Linked DNA regions of Homo sapiens: region 2 is linked to region 1. The links are chromatin loops, found by intact Hi-C in ENCODE. Cell type or tissue: mammary epithelial cell. All regions are shown on one strand. Links, peaks and the distances in the headings refer to the core of each region. The heading gives the core; the rest is flanking DNA.

Region 1 (11,959 bases), core at 2,565-10,564:
CCTTCCCCTCCCAGCTCCAGGATTACACTGGCCTCAGGCTCCCAACCTGTCTCACACAAGCACACATATATTCCACTGGAGGTCAGGACTGCCGAATTCAAAGCTGGTCATCAGGCAAAGGCTGGGGACCTAAGTTAGAGGGAGCAAGAGCTCCTTAGGATCAGTGTAACAGCACTCGCTTGTCCACACTGCAGACTTCTCCATGGGTAAAGTACTACTTCTACTAAAAGGGCTCACTGGGTAGGTACAATATCCAAGTTTCCTTGGATATGGTATGAAAAGACACACCCAAATGATACCAGATTCCAGATTTTAGAAGACTATGGTTCAGACAACATAAGCCAAATAACGTTGGTGTCTGCCCTACCTCTGGGCTGTTTTTGTGACTGTCCTGTTGACTTCTGCCTCCAGGGATGAGGAAACCCACTAGAGCCAAGTTCCTCCCCAAACTGGCCCCAAGGAGCCTTCTCCCAGTTTCAGAGGTGGCATAGGCTACACTTCTCCCACAGCACTTTCAGTTTTGCTTCTGCAGCCTCAGCCCCACCAGGCCTTGGCTGCAATGCACAGCTGGAGAGCCAGCTCCGTTTACCACAAGGAAACCTGCTTTGGCCAAGATCTCGGGCCCAGTTCTGCTGTCCTAAGCAGTTTTAGAGAAGGTAAGGCGGGACGGCCTGGAGGCACTAGCCAAGCCAAGCAGACCAACTGAGCCCCGTCTGGAGTTGGGTCCAGGCCCCGCCAGCTGTGCGGGTGCGGCTGGGAAATGCCAAGTCAGCCACATTCCAGCCTCTTCCTTGCAAAGCCATCAACAGGCAACCACACTGGGCAGGAAGGAGGAAGCCACAGTACAGTCTCCCCTCAGGGGACCACGTGAAGGGCCAAGAGGCTCACACAGCCCTTCCCACCTCCCCTCAAAGTTGACTTTCCCTGGGGGAGGGTGAAGCCAGGAGAGGGTTCCCCTGCTCTAGAAGACTCTGCCGGCTGAGATCTCAGAAATCTTCCTTTGGGACTGATAAATGCTAATGGGTGCTGTGGGAAGGCTGTTCTAAGGGGGAACACTGCCTCCTGGAGCCCTGGCCAGAGGGGCCAAAGGGATAACTCACTCACACAGAAAACATTCACCAAGAGGGACTATCATCCATTGATATTTGCAATGCACACCCTCCCACGCACCTGCCATAGAGTTTTCACAGACACCCCATTCTACTCTGCCTATTTTTAGATCTTTGTAGCACTGTTTTTTGCTAATAAATCAGGCCAGAAAAGGGAGTAGATGCCTCCCACTCTTCTACTCCCTGCATGTAGCAAGTCTTGAAATCCTATTGATTTCTTTACAAAAGCTTCAGCAAATCATCCCTTTCCCACGGTCCATGCCCTCATCACCCTTCATGCTGACACTTGCTATCGTCTTCCTGCCTGCCTTGCTCCCCTCCAATCCTGCTTCCATAGTGCCATCAGGATGACTCTGCAAAAATGCCCACCTAACCCTGCAGCTCCCTTCTGCCCTGCATCTTGACTCCCAGGGCCTGGCACCAGCTGGGCTCTGCTCAACTCTGCAGCCTCATCTCCTACCTGTCCCCAGCCTGACTCCCAAACATAAACCATACTACTTCTTACAATTCCTTCCACACTTCCTACCCTGTTCACACCTCACTACCCACATGGTCCCCTCTGCTGGAAGGCCCTTACCCCTGGTCCATCTAGGTCAGGCATTTTCCCACTCATAAGGGAAGATGGGGCTCCACTGTTGCTCCCATGGAAGGCCTTCCCTCACATGCTCTGGCTCCCCAGGGTCCCTGCAACACTTTCTCAGCCTCTATTATCCTACCGACTTTATACTGCAGTCATATGGTTGTTCTGTATCTCCCTTCCAGACCAGAAATGATCCCCTTTTCTTCAGATGCCCCAGAACCTAGCATGGAGCTCATACCAGGGGCGGGTTGAAACGTGAGAGCTGATGCAAAGCCAACATCTCCATGCCTGACAGGAAGTAGACTGGGAGGAAGGCACCTTTTTTCTGCACTGTCCAAACATCTTCTATCCCTTTTTCCCACTGTCCCCAAGTGAGACTGTTTCCCTGGCCCCAGCTGATGTCCAGCTTTAACTACTAGAGTCTGAGAGGATAAAGGAGGGATCAGATGCGGCTTCCTTAACCTCATGCCTGTAGCCCCAACTCTGCCTGAATTCCACAGCCAAGGCCAAAACTCAGAATGCCTGGATTTCCTAATTGTCTTCGTCAGTCCTGTTCCAGACATGCTACCTGACCTCCAGCTGCCTCATACCTCTGCTCCTCCATCAAACAAGAGGGACAACTGGCCAGGGTCTGTCTGCATGGCGCTCCAAGTCCCTGGGTCCTGGCCAGGGTACCCTCGGGCCCTGGTTACAAAATAGCACCACAGTAAACTTGACAGCTGGCTCCAGCCTTATACTTGGTCTTGTGGTGGTTGGTTGACCCTCTGATGTGTGCCAGAAAGAGGTCTTATCGAGACAGGGATCCATCCATCTATCCCCCGTCCCTCTAGCTATTTATTCATTTATCATATTTTACTGGGCACCTACTATGTTCCAGACACTAGTCTAAGCTCTGGGAATACAGGAGGGAAGAAGACAGAAAATGTTTCTTCTCTCATAGAACTTAAATTCTCCTTGGGTTTAGGGAGACAGATAATATATCAACAAGCCAGCAAAATATCAGACCGTGATATATGCTAGGCTGAGTTAAAAAGGGGTGCTGAGGTACAGGGTGAACAGGCAGCTCCTACAGATTGAGTGGTACTTGAGAAGGTGACATTTAAATAGATAAGCAGGGGCCAGTCATTGGAAGATGGGGAACTGAATTCTAGGAGCAACTGACATAGAGGTCCTGGAACAGGCAAGAGCTTGACTTGTTTGAGGAACCAGAACTGAGGAGAACCAGTACCTGGAACATAATGGTGGGAAGGAAAGGAATATGTGAGGAGAGGTGGGGCCGGCAAAGTTGTCCTGAAGGGCCAGCCCAGGTCAGAGTTAGGGCTTATGCTGAATACAGTGGGAAGATCTGGAACAGCCTTAAACCCTGTTACTACACTGGTAATCCTGACAGCTACCTTCCTGGATAGCAGTTTCTCTCTTTCTTCTCCCTTTCCCCACCCACTTCCTTGATTTCTAAACTATTTCTTGAAGCATCTTGTCTGTCTTTTGATTAAAGTCCATCCTCTAGGTAACATAACTACCAAAGGCAGTTCAAGTCTTCATTCCCATCAAAACCAAGTATGGTCAAGCTAATATGAGCTTAAAATGAAAAACATGTTTTGAAAACAATTTTTTTGAAAAACCTCTTCCAACTCTAAATGACGCTTAAAATAGAATGGAAAAAAGATCCTCTTCCCTAAGGACACACTGATATTAAAAAGTTATAAATTTCTCAGCTTTCATTGCCTGTAAAAATCCCTTCTGTCTGTCATTTGAGGATAAGGCACAAATCCTACCTTCCCCTGGCAGCAGGGCCCATCTGCGTCCCCCACCTGCGGCAGAGCCCACGCAGTGCTCTTGGGAAAGCAACCAAGAGGAGCTTGAAGTCCTGCCTCCTTAGGACTCAGGCAGAAGTGCAGGTGGGACCCCTGAGCTGGGGGGCAGTGCCAGGAGCCTGCAGGAAGGTGTAAGTGGGAAGACCCCAGACCAGAAACTTTTAAGCCCACGGACCTCCTTTTTTTTCCTTTTTCCCTTTTTCTCTCTCTTCTAAACATAAATATAAACATAAAACATAAATCTTTCATGCCTGTTTTTGCATGAAACAACAGGTATTTTTTTCATATTCTAAACACAAGTAACATCAAGGCCAACAATACTGCCTTTTCAAAATTCACCTTCTCCCCTCTTCTTGGAGATCTGGATGTGCTGTCCTCTCTATCTCGGAGACTGAGCAGCTGAGTGCCACAGGCCGCCTCCAGCAGCTCCCGTCTGTGGGCCTGTTGAACCCTGTCTTCATCTTTCTCAGACTTAGTGCTGTGCTCCTCCTGGAGGAGGCCTGGCCCCCACCCACAGGGGCGGCAGAAACAGAGCCACAGCCAGAAACCAGCCTCAGAGCTCACGGGACCATGGGGGGCTCCGGGCAAGCACCCCAACAAGCAGTTTCCAAGACGGGCAACCACTGCACTCACTTTTTTCTTTTTTCTTCTTTCGTTTTTTTTTTGTTGTTGTTGTTAATTTTATTGTGGTAAGAACATTAAACAGGAGATCTAGCCTGTTAACAAACATCTAAGTGTATAGCACCGTGCTGTTAACTATAAGGACAATGTTGGACAGCAGATCTCTGGGACTCATTCATCTTGCTTTGCTGAAACTTGACACCCATTGGTTAGCAACTCCCCAAACCCCTGGCAACCACCATTCTGCTCTCTGCTTCTACATGTCTAACTGTTTCAGGTACCTCATGTACGTGGAATCATGCAGCATTTGTGCTTGTGACTGGCTCATTTCACATAGCATAATGCCCCCAATATAACAGGATTTCTCTCTCTTTTAAGACTGAATATTACTCCACTGTATACAAATACCGCATGTTCTTTATCTAGTCATCCATTGATGGGCATTGAGGTTGTTTCCATATCTTGGCTATTGTGTGCACTCACTTTGATTTGATATAAAATTGGGTTTTCAAAATGGCTGCCTTCTTCTGCCTCAGGATGCAGAAACGTCGACAGCTCCACTTGGAGCCCTAAACTCCTACCCTAAACACATACCACATGGTCCTGCCAATCACCACTGAGGGAGCTATGCTGGGGTCCTTCCAAGGCCTAGGCTTGTTCTCTTTGTGGCATTCCTTGCCTTATGGATAACAGCTCTGCCTCTGGGCAGATGCCGGGGGACTAACGCTCCCTCCTCAGTGAGCCATATAAGTTCAGAGCAGGCTGCCCATCCCTGCCAAGCCTAGAGTACCTCCCCTCCTGCTGTAAGGAGCCTAGACACTACCACACTTGTCTCCAACAGTCTCTGCTGTGCTTCCCCTTCTGGCTTCATGAGCATGAGCAGAAGTCTTACTCAGCATGTCTCACAGGACTTTCGGGATCTGAGTCCTGCCCACCTCTTCCATCTCACGATTACCACTCTTACCTCCTCTGCTTCCTCCTCCTCCGCCTATCCACCCCAGCCCAAGCTAACTGAACCACAGACATGCACTTTCTTGGAGCCACAGTATCCTTTCCTTCTCTCTGGAATGGCTTTCTCTTTTCTTTATCTACCTATCTTTTCTTTGATAGGTAGATAAGTCCTACCCATTCTTTAAAACTCAGCTCAGATATCACCTTCTCCAGGAAGCCTGCTCTGACTCCTCCAGACTGAGTGAGACAACCATTCTCCATTCTTCCACCTCTGTCCTAGCACTCACCACAGATTTTGTAAGTATCTATCTATGGTCTAGTATCCCCGCTAAGCTGCATCCTTTGAAGGTGGGACATGCCTCTATCCCCAGATACCTCATCCTTAGCCCAGTGTTTGCTGTGTTTTCCATGTTCAAAAGGTGGTAAGCGGATGGATGAATGCGTGCATGCATCTCCAACCGACTGGCCTAATGGGCCCAAACTCATGAGTGCCAGCAATGCTGGTTACTGGGGAGCATGTGCATTTCAGCCTCACATCAGGACTGCCTCAGCTACCACCTCAATTCCTGACCTGAGCTGTATTTGGCTATATGAGTGTCCAGTTCCATTGCCAAGAGCTCCTTGGAATTCTCAGGATGCCAAAAAGGCATTTGGTTCCTGCCTTCTAGGAGAGAAGAAAATTGCAAAGTGCTTTGTGCTCCCTCTCTGCCTCCCTGTTCCCATGATATAACCATCACCCTTCCTGCCATTCAGAACTCTCACTCCAACCCATCACCTTCTGAGATTAAACAGCTGGAAGTCCCAGACAGCCCTGGACTTTCCTATAAATCAGGTAACTAAAAGCTAGGGACAAGCAGCTCCCAAAGAATAGGGAAGGTAGAGGGGCAGGAAGATTTTTGACAGAAGGCGGGTCAAAGCTATGGGTACATGGTTTCAGGAAAAAGATCAACTTCCAGCCCTTGCCCTCCTCAAACCCTGCCCACTCTCTCACCCTCCCTCAGCATTTGAAAAGTCAGGGGCCCCACATTTTTCTCCTGGGCCTGATTCCTGCTCACAATCTCACCTCCCACCTCCAGTGGGCGCTGCTGAGTTAATGGCCTGAACCATGTCAGTGGTGAGAGCATCCAGTAGGCTGGTGATAAACTCCATTTTCTTCCCTTCTGGACAGCCTAAAAGATAAAATGAGATTTGAAGGTAGATGCCAGATAATAATCAAGTCAACAGCTTTCTCAACTACCATCCTTTCCTAAACTTCTCAAAGCCCTTCTTGTCCAGCCAAATCCACTTTAGTGATTTGTTTACTGATCAGATGAGTCTCATAAACTTCCATAGTTCCTTTACCCATACCCCACAAAGGACCATCAGACCAAATAATGCTTTCAATTTTCTTCCATTCCACACATTTTTGCTAGACATCAACTCAGGCACCATGTTAAACGCTAGAGATACAGAGTTAACAATACAGAAGGTCCTTATCCTTGTAAAGTTCACATCTACAGGGGAACTCAAGCTAATAGCCAAGCAGTCGTCCTAAAGTGAGAAAAATACTGTGCTAGGGGTAAGAACTAGGGGCTGTGGGAGCACAAAGGAGGGAGAGAACCCCCAGTGGTCAAAGTTGACTTAAGTACACCTACCACCAGATCCATCCAAGAGCCTCCTCCTTTTTTCACTTCCCTCCTCAACCATCTTACATTATAACTACAGCATCTCTCTTGTAAATACTCCCAAGTCCTTGTTCCTTTTTTCCTCCTTGTATTATTCCAGGAAAACACAGTAAAGCACAGAAGAACCTTCTATAGATGTGCCTTTTCCATGTCTACACCACGTAGCTGGGGAAAACACCACCACACAACTGGATAAATGGGTGTCCTATAAAGTCACGATCACCAGCACCAAATGGGCCCTCTACACTACTCCCAGTGCTCCTCTCCAAAGCAACTCCACATAGAAATTAGCAACTAGCTCATTCTCTTCTGTCCCCAAATCCTCCAGGTCTCAGGTTCAACACTTGCTTCTCAGAGAAGCTGTGGAATCTAAAGCAGGTTCTCCCTGCCATTCTCACAGCATGTTCCGCTTTTCCCTCAGAGTACCCACCACAACTATCTATAAATGCCTGTATTCATTTATTCATATCCAATCTGTCTCCTCCACTCTGTAAGTCTCATGTCAACTTTGACCACTAGATTATACCCAGTGCCTGGCACATAGTAGAATCTCAATTCACATTTGTTGAGGGGTTAGCTAAAAGGGGTACCCTGGCCACCATGACTCCATTCTTGTGATGGGGTGATTTCTACAAACCTCGTGTGGAAAATCCCTGACTCTTAGAACTCTCTGCTTTCAGTTCTCACTTGGAGTCCTGATAGGTCATGGGAAGGTGGCCCATTTCCCACCAGCACTAATCTGACTTTGTGCTGTGTAAAGACAATAAGATTCCAAGCCACCAATATTTAGTAATGTTACTGTAACTTGCAGGCAGAGATTGCTATAAATAAGGGGAAACCCGCACATCAGCCATTTGGAGGTACCAGGGCCCTGCCTATGTGTCTTGTGTCACACTCCATGGTCGTCCTGTGTCACCAGGGGTCATCTGCCTCTTCAGAGCAAGCAACAGACACTGTCCACATCGCTCAGGACAGCCCCTCCCTATAAGCTATCTTATCCTCACAGCTCTGGAAAAAATAACTCACAGTGCTCAAAACATTGTCCTCATGGACCTCAGATGGACAACGCATTGTGGAACTGCAGACGGGATTTTAACCCGATGACTGCATTATAAAGACGAAGAGGCACAAGGAAGAGAAGCAATGTGCACAAGAGCAGAGCTAATTAGGGATAAATCCCAGACCAGGATGTAGATCCCACGGCTCCTGGCTCCATCTTACACATGGGGAAACAGACAAAGAGGAGACAGCTTCTTCTGCATAATGAGAGGGTGGAGGAACAGAAGGAGGTGATGGCGCCGGCAGGGCAGCATCGTCTCCCACCTGGTAGCTCCCTGTCCTTGAAGGGGTCATCCGCCTCTGTAGTCTTGGCCCTGGCGTCGCTCTCACAACTGGGCATCACGTAGCTGGGAAAAGAGAGATATGGGGGGGGTTGGGAGGGGCTGGCAACTGAGCCTACTTCAGTCACTACTGCCCAGCAATGATCTATGTTGTCACCAAGCCTAAAGCACTGAGGGTGGGCAGAACGATATCTCTTGCGCTGCCCGGCAGCTACAAGGCAATCTTAGCATCAATGTTCCCACTGAGACATGTTCAGGCATGTCATTTCAACCACTCAAGCATAATAACAATGATACTTGAGCTGCACGCAGTATCTTTTTTGATCCATGGAAGCTAGTGGCTTAGAAAGGGCAATAATCTCATCAGGAAACTGACGTTCAGAGAGGTTAAGTACTGTTCCAAGGTCTTAAGTTAGAAAGAGACAGGCCTGTGACCAGAATCCAGGTCCCAGGGTCTTTCTACCTGAAACTCTTCTACTCATTGAAAACATGGCTCTCCCAGGCACTCATCTCCCACCAGACCAGGGCAGGAACACTGGGAGATGCCAGCATGGATAACAGCCAGCAGGTGCGTTTTTCCCAGGACCCAGTCTGGGGGGCTTACCGTGTGGAGGTCCCAGGCAGCGGGCGCCCTGTGTCCACCAGCACACACCAGCAGTAGCCAGTGGACTGGTGGCATTGCACTGGCTTATAGAGTCCCCCAGGGGCACATTCAGGGATGACAATACCCTCACGGGGATTCTGCTGGGCCTCTTCCAGGGCACTCTGCCTCTCCTGGTCACACGAATAGACTTTCTCTGCAAGAGAAGACACAGCCTGTGGTGACTATCACTCCTGTGATTTAACACTCCTGTCTTCTGTGCCCAGCATCCAAAGTAAGTAGCAAGGACCAGGCCTGGACCCAGGAACTGATGAGCTGCCCCATTGATGAATTACCACAGAGAGCTGTCTCCCATGCCAGCGCATGCTGAGGGGCCTGGAGGTTCAGAACCTCCCTGTGGCCATCTCTGCTGCCAGCATTCATTAGCATTCCCACCAAATAGGTTCAACTGCAGCAACAAGCCAGCCAGGGACTCCAGGGATGCCCCTTCTCAGAGTGGCAGCTTGTCCCAAGGGTGGAATATCTCAATGTTTTCAGAGTGGCTCCTGCTGATGTTCTGTCTGTGGACTGCAGGAGAGGTGGGTGCAGGAGCCTGGCTATGCTGCAGGCTGATGCAGGAATGCTTGTGCATGTAGACCCTTCCACGCCCAGACACAGCATGATGGAGCCGTGGCCATCAGCCTCATGTGGAGTGATGCTCGGCACCCAGGAGGAGCAGAAACAAGGTCCAGCCTTGGCTTCTCCCCACCCTCCAAGGCTGCTGGACAAAGTAGGCCGAGTGAATTTCAGTGAATTACACAATGCTGCTTCCATCCAATTGGAGAGAAAACAGGCCCAGCCGGATGGTGTCTGCACTCAGCAGCCTCAGTAACACATGAGCATGTCTGAACAGCCCAACCTGGTTTCCCCCGAGCCAGTCCCCGGCTGAGACAGAGCGTGGTGCCCTGTGTCCAGCATGGCCAGCTCCAGGGCATCTCACATCTGCACAGCCACTTACCTGAAAATTCTTCCCAATCAACCACTTAGCCTGCCTGGCTTTGCTCTTTGTCTTTTTTTTTCTGGTTTTGTTTTTGTTCTAATTATTAAAAATAAATAGTGTTGGGTTTCTTATTATAAAGAAGTTTTAAAAAAGAAAGTGGAAAAACCTATAATCCTGCCAAAGTTAAACACTGTACCTTCCCTAGATTTTATGTACATACATACATGGAAATACACGTGCACACATCTACTTTTTTGATAACAAAAGAATCACATCATAAACCTGTACTATTACTTTATTTTTCATTTACTTGTTTATTTACCTACTATATTTTTTTCATACCACTATTCTACAACTCTTCTCTTGAAGAAATTGACAGGAATGTAGTCTTGGGCACCCACTGAATGTTTACAGATTGTTACAAAAATACCCTTCTTAAGAGCAAGGAACTTGGTATCAGCAACCTGGAGAACCATGTTGTGCACTGAACAACAGCACTCAACTCCACTTTAAAGAAGCCAACTTCCTTGAAATAATGGCTCTGTTAATGACACACATATAGGTAAAGCACGCATGTTTAAACAAACCATAGGAGTACACAGAGACACAAAGTAGCTCAATGCAGTTTTACAGATAAGTCAGATGATAGAAAAACAATGCTATGTCTCACTGCTAGGAAAATGCTCGAAAACAATAGCCTGGTGATTCTCATTGCAGGGTAAAAATATTTCCTTAGGGGCATAAAAATATCTGAGGGCCAGGAGGCAGGCACATATAGCATATTCACTATTAAAATAGAAAATGTTGTTTTGAATTTGGGAAGTGAAAAAAAACTACTGTTTTCATAATGCAAATATAGAAAAGCTAAACAGAGTCTCCTTGGCTAGAGGAAGAGGAGTTTAAAACAGCTGACAGACATCAGACTTGGGTTTTGCCTCCAACTGTGACTACCACCAGAACAGCATCTAGAGACAGGAAAGAGACAGAAACTGAGCAGGGAGAGGGGCCTTGGGAAACCTGCTTTAAAGATCCAGCATTTTGACTTCAGCCCCTGGCTGGGAAGGTGCCATGGCAACTTCAAGGGGATTATGCAAGAATTTTTCAATAGCTCCCCCAACCCCAATTTGGTAGCCTTATTTTCCTACCTCGTATTTCATGCCATGAAAGAGGCAATAGAGGAGCAAAACCAAAGGAAAACAGCTTTTTACTGACACCACGTTCATGTAACAACCTCTGACAGAGGATTTAAATTAAGACTCTCCAGGCCAACCTTCTAAAGCCATAAATCAGACCGAAAGCAAGAGGCAAAGAGAGAAGGGGGGCGCTTCCCCAGGGGCAGAGCAAATAATGAACCTGACTTCACACCACTGGGGGTCCCGAGACCCTCAGAAATGTGGACAGAAGCCATCTAAGAAGAGGCACAGACTCGTGGCTTGGGCCCTGTTGATGGATTTCTGGAAGTCCTTGAAGGCTGTTCTGAGCTGTTTATAGTCAGTGTCTATGAAGTTCCATGGAGAATAAAATCATTAAAATGCCAGGCTCAGTGGCTCATGCCTATAATCCCAGCATTTGGAAAGGCTGAGGCAGGCAGATTGCTTACCCCAGGAGTTTGAGACCAGCCTGGGTAACATAGCAAGACTATGTCTTTACAAAAATAAATAAATAAATACAAAAAGTAGCCAGTGTGATAGCACATGCCTGTAGTCCCAGTTACCCAGGAGGCTGAGGTGAGAGGGCCACCTGAGTCCAGGAGGTTGAGGCTGCAGTGAGCCATGATCACGCCACTGCACTACAGCCTGGCCCACAGAGTAAGAACCTGTCTCAATAAAATAAAATAAAATAAAATAAAATAATAAAAATGATAAAGCTCACTAATTTGGAAAAATGGGGGATAGCAAAAGAATTTTTTAAAAGCCTGACTGCAAGGTTTATTACTTTTTTATTTTATTATTTTTATTATTGATTTACTACTTCATTACAGTATCTGCAAGTCCAGGTGCCTCTAAGAAAGAGACAGGAGTGATTTATCATAATAGCACTAACCCTCTGTGAAGAGTACACAGAGAGTTTGTCTTACAGCAAAGAGAAAATCTCCCTTAAAATCATCTTTACAACTAATAACAAGAAAAACAAACATTCATTGAGTGATATGTGCCAGGCAATAGACTAAGGGCTTTACCTAATGAATCCCTTTGCCCATGTGAGGTAGGCACTATTATTACGCCCATTTTGTAGACAAGGAAGCTGAACGTTGGAGAGATTAATGGATTTTCCCAAGTTCACTCAGCCAGGAGAGAGAA
Region 2 (11,959 bases), core at 1,918-9,917, 76 kb after region 1:
AATGATTACCAGGGACTGGAGATAAGGAGAGAAGCAGGAGAACATGTTTGTGGGCGATGGAAATATTCTAGATCTTGATTATGGTAGTGGTTACACAACTATATAAATTTGTTAAAATTCATAAAAGTGTACACCTAAAAGGGGTCAATTGTACTCCACGCAAATTACAACTCAGCAAACAAACAAGATAAAAACAATAAACACAAAACTAAAGAAAAAATTCCAAAGAATGTTTGCTTTGAAGGGCACATCAGACACCCCCATAGGCACTCAGAGAAGTTTCTGGCGATTTCTCTGCCCACCCCCTTTAATACAAGCCACCATGCTAGGTACATTGAGGATTATGAAAATAAACAAGAACACAGGCCCTGCCCCTACAAGCTGATCTAGTTGCAAAGACTGACATGTGGACATATCTCCACTGGGGCTGCATTTTTGAAACCAGGAAGCAAAGCCTAAGTCACAAACAAACAGATAGGATATGGGAAAATGGGATGCCAGACAATCCAAGATGTGAGATGGTCACAGCAAACTCGTAGAAAGGAAAAGAGAGGATAGGAGAGGCAGGGAGGAAGGAAAAAGAACCATCCATTTGGCAAAGACTCACTGAGCACCTATTATGCTTCAGGGCTCTGCTGAGTGCTGGACAGAGCAGCTGACACTGTGTTCTGTAGGGCTAGAAGGAGAGGTAAATTCAGACTGAAAGGATCCAGGAGAATTTCTCAGGGAAGGAGCCATAAACTGGGTCTTAAAAGATTTTCACAAGTAGGAAGGGATGTTGAAAGGACAAGCTAAGAGAATCACAACAGGTACACCTAAGTACACAAGCAAAGTAATTTCAAGATAGAGTTTAGAAATGACCCTTCATAGAAGAAATCAGCCCCTAGGGCCAGGTTGGGGAGAGATCATAGAGGATCCTAAAAATTCCCAGCTGTCTTTGGTGTTTTGTTTTGTTAAAAAACTGAAAGCCAATGAAGGAAGTAAAACACAAACTCAGATCCGAGCTTTGGAAATCTTTGGCAAGGGTATGAGAGACAACAGAGAAGACACTTAGGAGGTTACTAAGCTTGAATAAGGCAGCAGTGGGGATGGAAAAGAAGGGGCACATTTGGGCCAACGAAGGGGCTGGGTGTCCTGGGTAATAAGTGTGGCCACACTGTAGATGATGAGCTTAGCAAACCCATCAGCAGCCCCCAAGAACTACAGCCTAGTCAAAGGCAATGAGTTTCTGAGTGCTACACTAGGCATCTACATGCACGCTGCCTCCTCCTGAGAGGTGGTTACCCCAGGCTGAAAAGCAAATGCGCCAGGTGGAATCTGGACCAACTGGATGAAATAAAAGCACCAAGAACCAAATCCTATCACTGTCTTATGGAACAGGGTTGCTGCCCATGGAGAATATCAGTGGGCTTTGTCGCTGCCCTACAGGACTTCCACGAGGCTAGGTAGGGCAGGGCGGGATGCCAGAAGCATGCATCCTCGTGAGAAAGAAGGAGAAAGGAGGACAAGTGGAGATCAAAATACTTCTTTGCATGAGTGGAGTCCTACAACTTAAATGCCCTTTAGGTTTTAGTCCTCCTTGATCACCGACAGGGCATCAAACCTTTTACTCAGAGACGGAAGGCATTTATTTTTATTTTCTGCTTGTGCACACACACCCCTGCCCTGTCACTAAATACTAGGGAAGCAGAGGCTGGAGAAAGTCACATGCCCATTCCCTCTCCTCATCCCTCAAAGTCTGCCACCAGCACAAAAACTCCTCTCACTACAAATCAAATAAACAGAGAGCTCTCCAGGACCCAGGGATCCAGATATTTTTAATCCTCTCAGCCCACTAGCATTGAGGGAAAAAAAATAGAGATTAAGCTGATGGTATTAACAAGGAGCCACAAAATGGTCTTACACTTGGGGTGCATCCAAGAGATCATGGATTATAAGAGAGGACTTAGACTTGTGGGGGTGCAAAGGCAAAGAGGACAAAGAAGGAGTTTCTTCATGCCTGTTTGGTTCTAAGCGTCCTGCCCTTCCTCCCAATGACACACACATCTGATAGGAAGGGTTTGTTAAATTAGCACCATCGCTCCACCTGGCAGGAGCAATTTATTCAGCCAAGGGTAGTAACTCCTTATAAAGTTATCCTGAACACTCCTATGAGATCTGACCAGCAATATGCTCTAAGTTTTCATTGAGCATTACTAAGAACACAAATATCTAGCATGGCACTGAGCCTGCTGGCTTGTGGCAGTGAGCGCTGGATACTCCTGTGCCACCGGACCCTGGGCCACCATCCTCAGCTCATCATCACTGGTAGCTCTTTGCACCCAGTGATATGTGAGATGTGTTTTACCACTAGGGGACTGAGGGAGAAGTTCAGTGGGGAGTGGGGAAGATGGCTGGGGTTGGTCTCAATACAACTGGGTGCTGGGCAGTGACTGAACCCCTCTGGTTGGAAAGACAAGATCCCAAAACAGACAGAATTGTTTTCGCAAGAGACTTGTAGAGATTCTGGACAAAGTGGGAGATGCAGAAGCTGAAAGTGGCATCCAAAAGATTCAAGTTCCCCTTGAGAGATTCTGGGCACTCACAGAGCTAGATGGCAAAGAGAAACAGAAATGAGGTGGGTCCTTCTTCCCACCTCTGCATGAAGCCCATCCCTGCTCTGGCACCTGAATCGACAGCTTTGGCAGCAGTGGGAGATAGTCCCACTCACCTGGACCTGGCTTTCACCATGGGCACAGCCAGCACTAAGCATCCTTTGGGCAAAGAGGAAATTATAACTTATTTGTGCAAGTATCCAAGGCACACCAAAGTGGGGACTAAGGGGAGTTACTGTTTGAGCAGATGAGGGTCTTAGAGTCATTGTAATTTAGGAGTAAATGTGAATGTGGCACTATTGTATAATCACAGACAGAAGAGAAATGGAAATACCAGTTATCAAAAAGTTATCAGAATAGAAGCTAAGGGGAGACTGGGTCCCTTTAGCAGACTGTGGGATTCCAACAGGCAGCCCCAAACTTAGAGAGAACTTGCAAAAGCCAGTAAGATCCAGAGATTGGTTTTCCATAAAGATGACACTGGAACTGGCTGTGAGACAAAATGTCTTAGTGACATGGTTTGGCTATTTCCCCACCCAAATCTCATCTTGACTTGTAGCTCCCATAATCCCCACATGTGGTAGGAGGGACCCGATGGGAAGTAATTGAATCATGGGGGTGGTTTTTTCCCATGCTGTTCTCATGATAGTGAATAAATCTCACAAGATATGATGGTTTTATAAAGGGCAGTTCCCTGCACACGCTCTCTTGCCTGCTGCCATGTAAGATATGCCTTTGTTCTTCCTTTGCCTTCCACCATGATTATGAGGCTTCCCCAGCCCTGCTGAATGTGAGTCTATTAAACCTCTTTCCTTTATAAATGACCCAGTCTTGGGTATGTCTTTATTAGCAGCGTGAGAACAGACTAATACACTCAGTAACTCACAATGTGGCTGAAATGAAGCTAACCTGGCCCAGAGTCCGACGGAGAGTTTGAAAGGGGTGGGAGTTGGATAGTGCTTTAAATAAAAGGGCTGATCAGCTGAACCTGTTCATGAGCTGAGGCATGTGTGCTTCCATCAGATGAACACAGCGACATGCGTGCACACACCCTCACACTGAGAAGAGCCCTTAGGAAGTCATCGTTTGGAGGGCACAATCACTGGCTCTTGTTCAAGAGTCTAGGACCAAGAATGTGGAAGAAGAAAGCTGCCAGCTAAGTTACTTGCAAAAACAATAGCACTGGAAGTCTTTGTTTTCCTCCCCTCTGGATCTGCTCTGCATCACCAGACATAAGACCTCCGATATCACAGTATGTTCCCCAAAGGAGGTGAATGGAGACCTTATCAGTGTCCTATAAGAGACCCTCACGCCACCGACAGAAGTCATGGACACTGCTTGTCCCTCCTTCAATGAGCCAAATGGGCCAGGTGAGCCCCACCCAGTGTGCTTCCTGCTCCATCCCCAATACAGCAGCAGCCCAACAACATCTTAAGGGGTAAGAAGCCCAAAAGCCACTCTCCAGGCCTGAGCCACTGAACCTGCAAGACAGACTCTCCTCTTGCTGGGTCTCCTTTCTCATCCTGCTGCAGAGCTGCCGTTAGCCCTCACGACGCCACTACACGGGATTCTTGGTGTTGCTGCTATTCGTTTTCTAACCTTAGAAAATATTTATCCACTCGCATATTGTGCTTTTACCACCGACTGTTCCCCTTATCAATACAAAAGGGCCCAAAACAGCCTCAACATAGCCCACCCACGATAAAAGACTGCCACACAAATTCTAAACATAGCAGGAAGAAGAGGCAGAGTACTATACTCTCCCAGCCCCTGGAGAGTATGTCATGGCTCTGTAATAACAAAATGGAGAACTGGTATATTTCAGTGTCATAGGATTATCATGAAGGAAAATGTCATTTAAGTGCCTGTTTAATTTGGGTGAAATCCTATGGCATACACACAGGCTCATCTTCATTTCCACTTACACAGTGGAGAGATTTACACTGACAAGGGAGATAACAGAGGAAGAAATGCTTTATCCACAGCACTTGAGGAAATCCACTCCCTTACAGCACTAAGCCCTGGGAATGAAGCTGAGCAAGTGCAGGCTAAAACAAACAGAAGAGGAAATCCCAGTCTTGCTATATCATCGAATTCTGTTGGGGCTGTGTGTGTTTAACTCGTGTGCTTCCTTTCATTGCTATTTCCACTGTCATTTGAGATCCTGCTGTACTGATTGATGCCTGGCTTCAGATCACCAAACACAAAAGCACATACATGCACACATGTGAGCATGCATGTGTGCATACCCTCAAACACACACACAAAATGCTTTCGAAGTCACAGGCAAAAGGGGAGAAGAAATAGCTTGGCCCGTGTGGGACTGGCGGTGGCGCTGGTGCTGTCAGACCATCTCAAGCTGAAAATCCCCACTGCGTCGCTCAGACAAGGATTGATGACCGCTGCCCAGGCCCCAGGCTCACGTCTGACTTCGCACAACTGTGAGGCTGTTCTGAGCAGGAGAGAAATCCTGTTGACCCAAACTGGGCCAAGGAAAAGTAAATAAAACCATGTCAAATTCTACAGGCAGGAACGGGAGATCAGTGGAAAACCAAAGCAAACCCACTCCTGAGGGAGAGAAAGAATGGTTCTTCCATGTACTAACCCTTTCAGTTCCAGGGCAGAGCAAAGATCTTTCTTTTAAGGATAAAAACCTGTATTTGACTACGAGGATCTTTTTCTATTAGTCCAGACATTTATAACCCTTAAGGTCAGATTTCCCTCAAACATGGGATTAGGCAAACTGATTGAGAGACCCTTGCTTTTGCACTTAGCAGATCCCATCTGTTAAGCAGTCCTGTAGAAACAAGATAGCAAGGGGTGGGTGGATCTACTCCCAGAGAGAATGCAGGGCACACCAAGCAAAGCCTGCACACTCTCAAAGAACGGGAACTCCACAGGCTTTTCTGATGCGAAGGATAACACCCAAAAGACTCGGTACTAAAGACTTTTCACCCAGCCTTCAATGCAGTTCTCAAGACTTTTTATTGACCGGGGAAATGCTCACAATATAAAATTAACTAAAACCAAAGCAGAATATCAAACATGTATATAAATATACATACATATAATACATACTTATGTGTGTATATATGTAAGTAATCTTCCTCCCACTCCAGACAGAAAAAGAGAAAGACAAAAGATAGGAAATATACCAAAATGTTAATAGTGACTGTCTCTGAATGGTAGGAACACAGATGGGTTATAGATGGGTTTGGCTTTTTTCTTGGCACTTTTCTTTAGTTCTAAGTTTCCTAAAAAACACCTGTTTTAAAGGGATGAGAGTGAGGCACACACAGAATCCAAACAGATTGACCCAGACCTGCCTTTAGCCAAGTTGCACCCAAAGTTCTACACCAAATTCTGCTGTCACCTCAAAAGCATCCAACGCTGGCCGGCAATGGCCCACACAAGGCCAGGGACTGAGCGAAGCTTGCCCAGACTCGCAGTGGGAGGGGAAGGAGGAAGGATGCCTTCTCGGCTTCTTGATCTCTGGAAGTCGGATGGGGTTACTTGTTCCTCTGTGTCACACCTACGGTTCTCAGTTCAGCACAGAACAACTCAGTGTCCTTTCTCAACAGTGTCATTAGCATTACAGGCCCAGATGCCCTCTCGGGCAGCGTCTACCCAGGCAACTGCATCCTCACCACGTAGTCTCCCTCTTCAGCTCAGATGACACAGACAGGCAGTCTTCAGCCTTCCCTATGATGCAGCTCTGAATCTCACCAGTTGGGATGAACTCTAATGTCCCAAGCCAAAGTGGTGCTGTGATAGGGGCTGCCAGCGGCACTCAGCAGCCTCTCTAGGGCACACATGTAACCTGTATGGGCCCTTAGACTAGAAGGTGACAAACGGTGGTGATATGTCGTCAACTGGGAGAATGGGGGAGAAATGAAAATCACAGGGCCAAAAATAAGACCTTGCAAGACATGCAGCTCTAGCTTCAGGTAGGGGAGGGATGTGGAGGGACATTGGCTCTCCCATCATTGCTGAAAGATGCCCTTAGGACAAAACTCCCCTGGCATTCGTTTCCTTGCAAAACAATTCAAAACCTGAAGGTAGTTTCATACACTAGCTCCACAACTTGCCACATTCATTCATTCCATAAAATTTACTAACCCCCTTCTAAGGTCAGCCACTGTGCTAGGCACAGGATCTGCAGGGAGGGGCACACTGCCATAGTTCCTGCCCCTCATGGTCCTGTGGACGCAATCCTCACTGTTCCTATTTCACATCCTTCTAGGGCCTTAGTACCCTTGAGCTGCGGAGTCAGGTCCCAGGCACAGACTTCAGAGTGGGGATACACCAAAGCACAACCACCCCCGTGCTGCCACCCACATGTAGCAAGCTCCTTGGAGGAGGTTCTTCTTGGTCTGGGTCACAACACAGGTGTCTCTTTAAAAGGCAATTCCGTTCCTGACCTGATCCAGAAAAACACATCAACTCTAAAGAGACCCCAGCAAACTAGCTGGAAGAGGGGCTCGGGAGGCCACAGGCCAACTTCTGAAGTTGCTCAAGCTAATCAGAGTACTTAGGCTAGGTTAAAATACAGGGCTGACTGCCTTCTGATCGGCCTCCAAAAAGATAGGGCTAAGGATGACTTGTGCTGGAGTGTTTGGTCTTGTATAAGAAACTATTTCTTCTAGGGAAAGCAGAAAAAGACAATTTTCAATTTTCTCCTTTTTACCTCGATAAGGTATATCTCCCCAACTTTTGGTGCATTTAAAAGCATCTCTGAAGGAGACACTTAAAATAGAGGTTGCTTTACCTTAAACAGATTCCCCATGCCAGATCTAAATCTATTTGGGGTCCCTGTCTCCACCAGAAAACTGCCTTAAAAATTATATTTTAGTACAGAAGTTCCAAGAAAGAAGACTACATTTATCTAAAACCTAGACTATAAAGCACCCAATTGCACTGCTGAAATTTTACAGCATTCTAAGAGGGAATTAGAGAGGAAGAAGTCATAGTAGAATAGAAATAAGTTTCCAGGGGATTCTCATTTATTGTATGCCTTCTATGTGCCAGGGGCAGGGCTAAGAATTTTAAATAAATTATTTTAATTGATCCTGACAACCACCCAAGAGGTAATCTTCTGCATCCCACTTTGCAGATGGAAAAACTGAGACTCAGAAAAGTTGAGCAATTGATCAAGGCCATATAATCAGAATTCAAACCCAGACCTATGGCTCCATTATATGTCAGCCAACAAGGACCAAGGAACTGTGTGAAGATCCAAAGGAGCTAAACCCTCAATCCAGCCTTGGACTACGTAAAGGCTCAGCAAATGATGTTTTTGCATAATTTAGTAAAGAAGATGTAGGTTTCTAAGATCCTACCACCACATTCTTACCTCCTCCCATCTATTCCCTTAAAAAGGAGAGGAGTAGGACTAAACAAAGATGCTGAGTCCTTCAAAGGCCATAACACCTGGACCTCAGCAGCAATTTTTCTAGGACCCAACACTTCTCCCCTGTGGTTCAGTCCCACCCCATCCTTCCTGCCCCATCTGGCTAGATTGGAGATTGCTCTGTCTCTCTCCTGGGGAGCTGCTCTCTAACATAGCAGGACGAAAATATGAGGGACAAAATTCAGAATCAATGCCATTCTATTTCTGATGTGGGGGAAGGGGCTGTCCTCATGTATGCCTCGGTGGATGGAGATGGATGCCAGACTAACTCAGTGTCAAAGCCCTGGGCCAATGACAATACCCCAGTCGTCAATCAGGTGTGATGCTTCTAACAGAAACGAGATGTGAGCCTTCAACGGGACACAGCAAAGAAAGGGGTGCTGCTTGGGAAGGTCCTCTGTACTGGGCAGAAAATGCAAGGCAGGCGGTAAAAACATGGACTTTCAGTGAGACACACCTGGGATCCAGTCCTTGGTCCTTGGACCTTGATCAAGATACATACCTCTATGAGCCTCAGTTTCCTCATCTGTTAAGGCAGGGAAATATGGCAGTTACAGTATCGAAGATGTTCTGAGAATAAAGGAGTGGGTTGGCACATAAAAACTGTTTGAAAAATCTTAGATGTTACTACATTAATACTTCTATTATTGACTAAATCAGTTTTTTAAACTGCATCCCATGGTTTCAACATACTTTCACTGAAGTTAGCAAGGATTCTAGATATTGGTTTGCAAACAAAGTCAAAGTTCGTATATTTTGTGAAATAGCCAATTTTCTGGCCAGGCGCGATGGCTCATGCCTGTAATTCCAGCACTATGGGAGGCTGAGACAGGCAGATCACTTGAGGTCAGGAGTTCAAGACCAACCTGGCCAACATGGGGACACCCTGTCTCTACTAAAAATACAAAAATAAGCCAGGCGTGGTGGTGTGCACCTGTAGTCCCAGCTGAGACATGAGAATCGCTTGAACCCAGGAGGCGCAGGTTGCAGTGAGCCGAGATCACACCATTGTACCCCAGCCTGGGCAACAGAGAAGGAATCTGTCTAAAAAAAACAAAAACAAAAAAATGTCTTTTACATTTGTGTGAGCTCATTTCTTTCTAATTTTGTATTACAGTGATTTTTAACACACAGCTGTATAAAGAACCATGACAAAAAGAGGTGGAAGATATTTCGAGTTTTAAATTCAGAAACAGTACATGTGTTAACTAACCGTAGTGAAAAAAAAAGTCTTTCATTTTTCAGAAACAGCCATAATGAATTTTTAAAAATAATGAACATTTTAAATGGGAGAACGATGTTATTACAAGCCTACAACTGCCATCCTGTTTCTGAAAATAAATAAAATACTAGTACACTAAACATCTACTTTTTGTTTAGACCTTTCCCAGAAGGGCCACTGGGTTGAAGTAAAAGAGTAAGATAAAAACTATATCGTAAAGATGTATTTTGTAAGAAAACTTTACCCTTTTTCACCTGCGCTTGCTATGGGTGAAACGGATCAGAGAATCGATCCGTTTAAACTTTTGCTCTGCACCCCATAATGTATGTCACCCTAAGTATACTCATCATTAAAACTCTCTCAGTGGTCTGGCCTCTGAGGATGCAGTCTGATTTGGTGTAAGAAGAGTTCCATGTCTTCAAGAAATTTTAAAACTACTGCCCTAGGTTGGTGTAGTCTTGCACAGCTTCCGTCAGAATTGCTCAGAATGTCTCATCGGCTTACAGAAGGTGACAGAAGAACTGCTGCCAGCGTCCCCAAAATACTTCCAGCCCTGCCAGAGCTGCCTTTGCTCTGCACCCCCCGCCCACTCCATCACAGCTCCTGTAAGTGGTCACCAGGAAAAAGCCGCACTGCCCTGCCAGTGTCTCTCCATCTTCCGGCACAGGGGCTCCCAAAGCACAGGGGTCGGTCCCCAGGACCACAAAGCCGCCTTTGAATGAATAGAGCAGAGGCCGGCTGTGATATCAGAACAAAGACTGAATGTGCCTAATCCGGCCTTTGAGAGCCGGAGGAGAGGGCTGCACCTGTATGAACAATGCTGCATCTGAAGCCCAAATGGCACCGAAAGGTTCCTCCAGCTCCCACTGCCCCCATTCCTCCTGATGCCTTTGTGGCGGCTTTGTTCCTCACTTCTACCACTCCTTTCACTCAGCACACCCCCAGCCCCAGGGACAGGAGGAGGCATGTGGGGCTGAGGGTGGCGTGGTAGTAAAGTCCCGGAAGGCCCCAGCGCAGCAGAGGAAGCTCATCACCTGTAACATAGTCGTGCATTCTACAGCAAAACAGCAAGTTTACTATAAAGCCACTGACCCCCTCCTGAGCCCTTCAGGAAGCTGTTCCTGTTCAGGGGCTGTGCCTGTGGCTTCACACATCTGCAGGCAAAACAAAGCACCCCGCTGGTGGACTCGTGTTTTGCGAAACACAGAGGGTAGTGGTGAAGAAGGGTGTTCCCGTTCCCTTGAGCATGCCTTCACCATACAACCCACCACGCACCTGTTGGAGGGTTGAGGAACAGCTCGGGTTCTGAGGAACGGGATGGCAAAGCCACTCTTTGGACTGCCAGAACAGGCGGATGCTCCATGGCTTTGGCCCTGGTGAGGTCAGTGCCCCGCTCCCTGCGCGACACCTGCTCCACTTCTCATCCCACGCCTTGAGGTATAGCTTGACTCAAGCTGCGTCACAGGAGGGAAAAGTGAAGAAAGCCCTCAGCTAATGACAAGAATCAGAAGTAGAAAGGCAGATTCCAGCCAAAAGTCTGTAGTCCTTTAACTGGACACTAAAGCGTGGCCATTTCTTTCTCTCCTTCCCCACCTTTCTCCATGTAAACCTTGACAGCTGCCACCGCCACATCCCCTGATTTTCAGGAGAATCTTCTCTTATTTTTCATAATTGTGGTAAGACCTGGTACTGCCATAGTCTCCCTCAGCCATCCTTTCTAAACATCTAATGGCTCTCTAGAAATCCTTCCTTAAATCCAACCTAAATCCCTTGTGCTGCAATCTAAGCTTATTTCCTGTTGATCAATTCAACAATTATTTCTTAAGTGCTCATTAGAGGCTTGACCCAGCGCCTGCTGTCAGCTCCCAAAGAACATGATCTGGCTCCTTCCTCCAAAAGCCAATGCTCTGGGTCAAGAGAAAAGACCAACAAACAAGGAAGAGCTATACACTGCCCGCCTGTCATGGAATTGTCCAGAGGACGACAGCGAGTGGAGCTGAAGGTCTTGGAGAAGGAGGAGTTGGGGCAGCTGGGAAGACTGCCCGGAGGGAGCGGGACTCAGGCTGCCCCTTGAAGGATAAATAACATTTGGCCTCATGGCTGAGACGAGGAAAGGCATGTCAGGCAGAGGAGAGCACCCTGAATAAAACGGCCATGCGTGCGCAGGAGACAGAGGAGACGCCCATGTGGCTGCTGCCAGATGTCTGTGTGAAGGTGGGATGGCTCCCTCAAGACAGCCGAGCCTCAGTTCTGTGGCCCAGAAAGAACCCGTGGAAGCTTGGGTAGGAAAGTCACTCCATAAAACTGATGTTTTCAGCTGCTTGTTCTGGCCACAGAGGGCAGAACAGAGTGAAGGGGAAAGAGAATAAATGCAAAATGGACAGTTAAGAGGCACTGGCACAAATGCAAGCATGAGGTGTTGACAGCAGCCCGGGCTACACTGTGGCAGTGGAGATGGAAAAGAAGAATCAACACAGGAGATGGTTTAGAGGAAGATTCTGGAAGCAGCTGTCGCCATCTCTGGTTCCAGCCTACTTCAGCAAATGCAATGGAATCAGGTCACCCCCTGCATTCCCAGCTCCAGGCCAAGAGCTGCATCAGGCACTGGGGTGCGAGTGTCCTTGCCTGGGAAGCCGGCTTCAGAAGCCACTAGCTGGCCAGGCTCTCAAGGTCCTCCCTTGACAGAGCTTTTCTGAGGCCTAAGCCCTGAGGCCCAGGAACTCCCATTTCCTG

Evidence for each region. A loop is a pair of places that touch in the nucleus more often than their neighbours do. Peaks named below come from ENCODE experiments on the same cell type or tissue, not always from the same donor. Only the 100,000 strongest peaks of a DNase experiment are listed, where the experiment ranks them.
Region 2: it touches region 1 in a loop (2.4-fold over the local background); 4 of 110 quality-filtered maps call a loop at or near these places.

What each region holds. Positions count from the first base shown.
Region 1 is chr14:70,007,671-70,019,629 of GRCh38, reverse strand. SMOC1 (SPARC related modular calcium binding 1) reads right to left here. Exons shown (of 12, transcript NM_001034852.3): 8 at 8,684-8,876; 9 at 8,063-8,145; 10 at 6,139-6,244. Among named protein-coding and RNA genes, the nearest start is that of SNORD169, 36 kb to the right of the region's middle. RefSeq lists enhancers at 7,818-9,017, 10,385-10,464. In mammary epithelial cell, for the core only: CTCF peaks have their summits at 6,159 and 9,598; DNase peaks (open chromatin) are centred at 8,329 and 9,539; H3K27ac peaks cover 2,527 bases.
Region 2 is chr14:69,930,640-69,942,598 of GRCh38, reverse strand. The region is part of intron 1 of SMOC1 (SPARC related modular calcium binding 1); the gene reads right to left. Among named protein-coding and RNA genes, the nearest start is that of SNORD169, 42 kb to the left of the region's middle. In mammary epithelial cell, for the core only: no CTCF peak of the experiment used is centred there; a DNase peak (open chromatin) is centred at 6,098.